2 separate regions of the Homo sapiens genome follow, and region 2 is linked to region 1. Evidence: chromatin contacts called from ENCODE Hi-C or POLR2A ChIA-PET data. All regions are on one chromosome and are shown on one strand. The core of a region is the stretch at or near the end of the contact, and the rest is flanking DNA. Distances in the headings are between cores, read along the strand shown. Region 1 holds the start of ZNF81 (zinc finger protein 81). Region 2 has its middle 20 kb from the start of ARAF.

What was found. A loop is a pair of places that touch in the nucleus more often than their neighbours do. ChIA-PET counts read pairs that join two places held with the same protein, here RNA polymerase II (POLR2A). Pooled maps may share reads with other maps.
Region 2: a loop to region 1 is called in a map of sigmoid colon, with 7 times the contacts of the local background. The contact joins the enhancer-like site here to the promoter of ZNF81 in region 1. A Hi-C loop is called at or near these places in 3 of 168 maps with a recorded cell type or tissue (CD4-positive, alpha-beta memory T cell, MCF 10A and sigmoid colon), 1 of 37 single-sample maps with no recorded cell type and 18 of 50 pooled maps. POLR2A ChIA-PET finds 5 or more read pairs at or near these places in 4 of 52 experiments (AG04450, GM12878, OCI-LY7 and 1 more).

Annotation. Positions count from the first base shown.
Region 1 is chrX:47,834,981-47,838,539 of GRCh38, reverse strand. ZNF81 (zinc finger protein 81) reads right to left here and starts at 1,638. Exons shown (of 5, transcript NM_007137.5): 1 at 1,553-1,638. RefSeq lists an enhancer at 1,511-1,890.
Region 2 is chrX:47,539,605-47,543,163 of GRCh38, reverse strand. No RefSeq gene overlaps it. Among named protein-coding and RNA genes, the nearest start is that of ARAF, 20 kb to the left of the region's middle. RefSeq lists an enhancer at 1,680-1,974. Within about 2 kb of position 1,828, at least 18 of the 41 ENCODE cell types and tissues checked have a DNase peak (open chromatin) inside an H3K27ac peak, as active enhancers do; they include sigmoid colon, where a contact is called at or near this core.

The sequences.
Region 1 (3,559 bases), core at 389-2,888:
GTTGATGAAATTCAACACCCATTCACGATAAAAACTACTTTTGAAATTAAAAATAGAGGGGAACTTCCTCAACCAAAAAAGAGGGTCCAAAAAAAGAAAGCCCTACAGCTAAAATCATACTTAATGGTAAAAGGTTGAATATTTTCCCCCTAAGACTGAAAACAATGCAAAGATGTCCACTCTCTTATTCAACATAGTACTGGAACTTCTTGCCAGTGTAATAAGGGAAGAAAAGCAGAGGTATAAAGATTGGAAAGAAAGAAATAAAACTATCCCTGTTTGTATATGACATGATTGCTCATGCAGAAAATCCAAGGAATCTGCCAAAAAAGGTGTAAAACCTAATAATTGAGCTCAGCAAGATTGCAGGATACAAGACCAACAGACAAAACTCAATTGTATTCCTATATATAAGCAACAATTTAAAAGATAACACCATTTATGACCACTCCAAAACAATTAAATACTTAGGTATAAATTGAATAAGACATGTACAGAACTTGGGTGATGAAAATTAAAATACACCATTTATAGAAATTTTAAAAGATCTAAATAAATAGAGAGACATACTATGTATATGGATTGGAAGACTTGGCACAGTTAAGACTTAACTTCTTCCCGAGTTGGTATACAGGTTTAATGCAATTCCTATCAAAATCCAAGCAAGATGCTTTGTAGATAGAGACAAGATTTTCTAAAATGCATATAGGAAAGGCAAGGGAACCAGAGGCATTAAAACAATTTTGAAAAAGAATAAAGTGAGAGGAATCACTCTATCCAATTCAAGACAGCAAGGTAGTACTGGCAGAGGGATAGACACATAGACAATGAACTGAATAGCAAACCCAGAAAGAGCCCACACACAAGTATGGCCAACTTATTTTTGACAATGGTGAAAGACAAGTCAATGGAGGAAAGATAGTCTTTTCAACAAATGGTGCTTCAGTCTGGACATCCATAAGCAAATTAATGCACCTCGACCTAAGTCTCATACTTTATACAAAAAGTAACTCACAGAGGATCACAGACAGCAGTAAGGAGACACAGACAAATCACCATCACAGTGGAGAATTTCTCTCTCCTCGAAGTAATAGAAGAAGCAGACAAAAAAGGATAGATTTTCTATGACACAATTGACGACTAAATAATTAAATATTATTTTCAAGTTATATATAGAACGTTTCTAAAAATTCACCACGGACTAGGCCATAAGTCTCCTTATATTTCAAGGAATGAGCTTCACGTAGATATTTTTCTAACACAGAAAACTAAGGTTAGAGATCCATTACAGAGATAAACTTTTGCACACTGAAACCCCACTTTTGAATAACTCCCGGGTAAAAGACAAATGAATACAAGTTAACACTCTTAAAAAACATAATGCTCCAAACCCAATGGGGCTTAGAATGAACTTTAAGACCTTAACGGTGATGTTAGAAAAGAGAAAAGCCTGCAAAATGATGAGTGAATCATCCAACTCAAGTTAGATAAACGATTCCATCACTGGCCACACAGAATCGCCCAGCACTCACCCTCCCCGGCCCCCCATCACCTCCACATCCCTGGGCACTGAACGTCGAATCCTCCTGACAACTATCAAACCCCGGCTGAGAACCGGCGAGAACCGCAGCCGCTTCCGGTCACTACCCCTAGCACCGCCCTTTTTCGGGGTTTGGGACTTCACATGAATGAGGGAAGCGGAGGTTCCGCGCGTGCGCAAAACCACCTTTGAAGCTGCTGTTAGCCAGGAGTCAACATGGAGAAGTTACGGAAGTGGGTGCTTTGGGACGTTCGGTACCCCTCGGCGGCGTGGTCAGGTGGGGAACATGGCCGCGCCCACGTCGCGCTTCCCCATGGGATACACCATGTTGGAGGAGTGTCCATCCGTATTGAGGATGAGGACACCTCTGAACTCACAGAGCAGGCTGTGAGTTTAGAGCTGTCTGCTCTAAACTCAGGTGGAGCTGTCCCGCTGGTGGCAGGGAGCACGGGTGGGGACGTTTCTCTGGGCGGGCTAACTGGAGGAGGGGGTCTTTGGACCTGTAGTCTATGGATCTGTGTGATACCGCTCCGAGAAACTGAAGGGCCTCTTGGAAAGAATCAGGGGCGGCCGCGGCTATCTCCTGGCAGATACCACAGGATGAGAAGCGGGGAGATGTCAGGCTGGTTACAGGCTTCTCCTAGGACATACCACAAGGGGAGGAGGAGGAGGAGAAATCATGGTTATGCAAGCCCTCCTAGGATATGCCATGAGGTGGGAAAAAGGGAGAACTCAGAGTGCTGGGTTCCCCTCCTGCTGTGCCTGTGGGGCTTGGATGCGAGGTTTGAATGCTGCAGCAATTTACCTTATCTCCCACTCCATCTACCCCAGCTAAAAAGGGACTACGTAGTACCAATACTAATAATTTTTAATGTGTCCTTAGTCCAATGCAATATGTCAATAAAAATCTTTAGGAAACTTTATTATTTTTATTTCCTCATGAAGTAAAATATATGTGGTCATGGTGCCCTTACTTTGGAAATGTAGCTTTAATACAAGGCTCTGCTTCTACCCTTCAACCAGTTTGCTGCTCCATATCACCTCCAATGTGTAAATTCTGGAGATGCCCCTGCCCTCTGGGAGATGTCACTGGAGCAGAAGGGGAAGAAGTCGTGCAGTCCTTCACCTAAGAATGCCTATTCATCCTTCAAAATCAAGTTCAAATATCTCCTCCTCCAGAGAATCCTGACAGAGCTAGAAGCCTGTGTGCCCTCCTGAAAGCCTTTCTGAATCCTCAGGTGAAAAAAATATTTTGAGAGGACCTGGTGTAGGCTGAAGTGTGGACTTGCTGGGGGCTCTCAATCCAGTCTTATCCCCTCTGGCCCTCGGTTTAACAATCTCGAAGGTTAGAGGTGTCCTAGTCCAATTAGCCTCAAACTAATTTTTAGTCTGACAGATCCAGCAATCAATAAGGGAGACTGCACACCAGGGGCACCATGGGCAGCTCACTAAGCAAAGGAAAAGATAGAGTTCTTATAGGATTTTGAGGAATAGTGGAGTTCAGATGAAATTAAATGAAGCAGTGTTTTAGTGGGCTCAAAGGAAAGCAGGGCTGTATGTAAAGGGTAATTGTCAGGTCTGGACTGTGAAGTGAACCCAGAGTGCTGTTTCCTTGGAAACAATTTAGATGTAGAATTTTGTGTCCCCAGATAACTCTTGCCTAAAGCTTTGCACCTGGGTTGAAAATTGAATCTTGCTTCTCTGTCTGGAAGTGACTTAGAATCTCCCATGAGAATCAGATGTTTCCCTCTTACTGATATCATTTCAAACAGCAAAGTTTCTGATAGTCTATGATTGTAGAGAACAAAGTTTCTCATTGACCAAGAAAGCAATAGGCACTTAAAGTAGGGGTTCTTTATGGCATTACAACTGCAGCCTGTCCTTAGAAGAAATAATGTTTCCTGTGAATTTTGCATTTGGCTTTATATGTGTCTGTTCTTCCATCCTGATGAATAGCAAGGCAGATTTTTATAGTCCGATTTTCATTTTAATTTTTTTAGAGAGTTGGTATCTTTGTCC
Region 2 (3,559 bases), core at 579-3,078, 300 kb after region 1:
TCTGTCGCTCAGGCTGGAGTGCAGTGGTGCGATCTTGGCTTACTGCAACCTCCACCATCTGGGTTTAAGAGATCCTTGTGCCTCAGCCTCCCAAGTAGCTGGGACTACAGGCACCTGCCACCATGCCTGGCTAATTTTTGTATTTTTAGTAGAGACGGGGTTTCACCATGTTGGCCAGGCTGGTCTCAAACTCCTGACCTCAAGTGATCCACCCGCCTCAGCCTCCCAAAGTGCTGGGATTACAGGCGTGAGCCACCGCGCTCAGCACAAAATAAGCATTTTAAAATGCAAAACAAAATATGGTGGAAAAGAGAAGAAATCCCCTATCTTGGAACTAAAGAATGCCTACAAACATACTTATTCTGTATGTCTACATATATGTACATAGGACTTCCATGTCAGCAGGTTTGGCTCAAGGGTTTCCTGGCCCTTCCTTGTACTCACAGTTTAGAGAAGCCCTCCGTGTCTGCAATGGGTTTGATGACTGGGCCCATCCACGGGTACTGAGGAAGGCAATGCCCAGAGGGCAGAGGCCAGTTAAGGTCCAAGGAGATGAGGTCTCCCTGAAGAATAGTTGGAGGACTAAAGAATGAGTGGGGCTTAGCCAAGTGACAGCTGGGGTTGGAGTGATAGTAACAGTTCCAGTTTCCTAAGAAGAGGGGCTTGTGATCTAGATGAGGTCCCTTTTTCTTCGGAGGGTTGGGGAGTTCATGGTATGAAAAGTATCTGAATCTCTAAATATTTGTGGAATAAATGGGTAAATGATCCTTTCATTCAAAATATACTTTAATGACAGAAAGTCATCAGACAGGGTCTTCTCTTCCTTGAAATCAAGATAAAAATAACGGCACTTCATGGTGCAGTGTTTTTCATTTCTTTCTGGAAAAGATATCTGTACCCTCTGCACATAAGTGGGTGCTTCTACTTTTTGGCTACAAGGGTTAAAATGATCAGTTATATATATATAGGCTAAATAAATTACTTTCTTGTATATTATTTTACACATAAGCACCCACTTATGTTCTAAAAATTCTTTTAATACAGATTTTTAAAAATTGCTCCAAGTGTTTTTAATCTTTTTGATGGGCATATATTTACTTCCTGTCTCTTGCCTTTTTGTTGTTGTTTGTTTGTTTGTTTTGAGACAGACTGGAGTGCAGTGGCGCGATCTCGGCTCACTGCAACCACCGCCTCCCGGGTTCAAGCAATTTTCGTTCCTCAGCCTCCCGAGTAGCTGGGATTACAGGCGCCCGACACCACACCCAGCTAAGTTTCGTATTTTTGTAGAGAGAGGGTTTCACCATGTTGGCCAGGCTGGTCCCGAACTCCTGACCTCAAATAATCCACCCACCTTGGCCTCCCAAAGTGCTGGGATTAAAGGCATGAGCCACCACACCCAGCCGCTTTTTCAAACTATATTTTCTCTTTCTGAAAAGAGAATATTCAAAATAAAAGAAACACGATAATGGTGTAAAATCTGGGAAATTAAAGAATGGAGTGAAATAAGCCATAATCTCTTTAGTAGTAATCATGGTTTACCATTGTGATATATTCCTTTTTAATGCATTTTCCTCTGAAGGCTTTATATGTCTCTATATCTTTTAAATACATTTTAAAATGAGAATAGGAATCTGAGGGGAATAAAAGCTGTAATATAAAATACGCGCAGGCTCATTCACATGATGGAAATGTTTTCCAGAGCCACTGGGTATTCTTAGAAACCATTTCTACCGCCGCCTAGACTAAAAGGAAGTGCAGACACCGTCAGTTGTTAGCTGACCGGCTGCAACTGGAACCTGAGAGCCCTTTGGCTGGAGTGTGGGAGGAGAGGAATTCTCGTTCCTGATTTGCTGATTGGTGTCTGCAGTGTCTTCTGTGTATGCCTGACTGTGGCTCAGAATACAGGGCCCTCTGCTGGGCTATGTGGAAAATTCCATCCAGGGAATTTTCTGGAAAGAACCGAGCCATGGAGAATGTAGGGGAAATATTCTAAGAACTAAAGAAAACAACTAAGTACTCATTTGACTTGATACAAGTTGGAAACTGCTTGGCAGATACAATATTGACGTGGTCAAATTAGAAAGCTCACCCCCCACACACACATCCACCCTCCTTTTTGTTATAAACATCTGAGATGTACTGCTGTGTGAAGTTTATTTTTAAAAGTTAATGACTAAAATGGGCCGGGCACAGTGGCTCACGCCTGTAATCCCAGCACTGTGTGAGGCTGAGGTGGGTGGTGGTGCACACCAGTCATACCAGCTACTCGAGAGGTTGAGAGGTAAGAGAATTGCTTGAACCCTGGAGGCGGAGGTTTTAGTGAGCTGAGATCGTGCCACTGCACTGCATCCTGCTAGACAGAGCGAGACTCTCTTAAAAAGAAAAAAAAGAGTTAGTGACTCAAATGGTACACTTTTATCATCACTCTGGAAAGCAAAACTGTGTAATTTTAAATATTCATACGTTTATTATCTTCAAAATCTAAATGAACTTTTGTTTTTTATTTGTTTTTATTATTATTATTATTATTATTTTGGGACAAGATCTCGCTCTGTCACCTAGACTGGAGTGCAGTGGCGCTATCATAGCTCACTGCAGGCTTGAACTCACAGGCTCAAGCCATCCTCTCACCTCATCATCCCCCCCACCAACTGCAGCCCCACCACCACCTCAGCTCCCCCACCAGTAGCTGGGACTACAGGCGTGCACCACCATGCCTGGCTAATATTTTTTATTATCTTTGTAAAGACGAGGATCTCCCTATGTTGCCCAGGCTGGTCCCAGACTCCTGGGCTCAAGTCATCTTCTGTCCTTGGTCTCCCAAAGTGCTGGGATACACCCATGAGCCACCGCACCCAGCCTGTTTTTTTTTTTAAATATTAAACTTCCTATCCACCTGGAGTAGTGTAAACTTGTTCTGTGATTTGGCAGTTTTCTTCTCAGAATCACTTGTCTCTAGCCACATGTTGGAGCAGAGAATGTCATGAAACCATTGGTTTAGGTGCTGGGTGTAGGCTCATTCTTTGCTCCTCATATAACCTAGTTAGTTAAGATATTAACAAAAGAGAAGAGGGTAATATCTAAATATAGACTTTTATATAATGAGATACTAATACATCCATTAAAACAAATGCACTCACTTGGAAAGATGCCATTATTTTACTGCCAAGTGAATAAAAATAGCTTGCAGAGCAGTAAGTACTCACTGATCTCATTTTCCTTAAAAAAATTATCTTGGTATAAGATCAGCAAAATGTTCCAAAGCACATGCAAAGAATTAAAATTTTGGGGGGCCTAATTCATTGCTTTTTTTTCGTGACTTCTAATTTGTCAATTATAAAAATATTTTCCCTGGCTGGGCGTGGTGGCTCATGCCTGTAATCCTGGCACTTTGGGAGGCCAAGGCAGGTGGATTGCCTGAGCTCAGGAGTATGAGACCATCCTGGGCGACATGGTGAAACCACATCTCTACTAAAAATACAAAAAAAAAAAATTAGTCAGGCGTGGTGGTGGGCACCTGTAGTCCCAGCTACTTGGGAGGCTTAGGCAGGAGAATTGC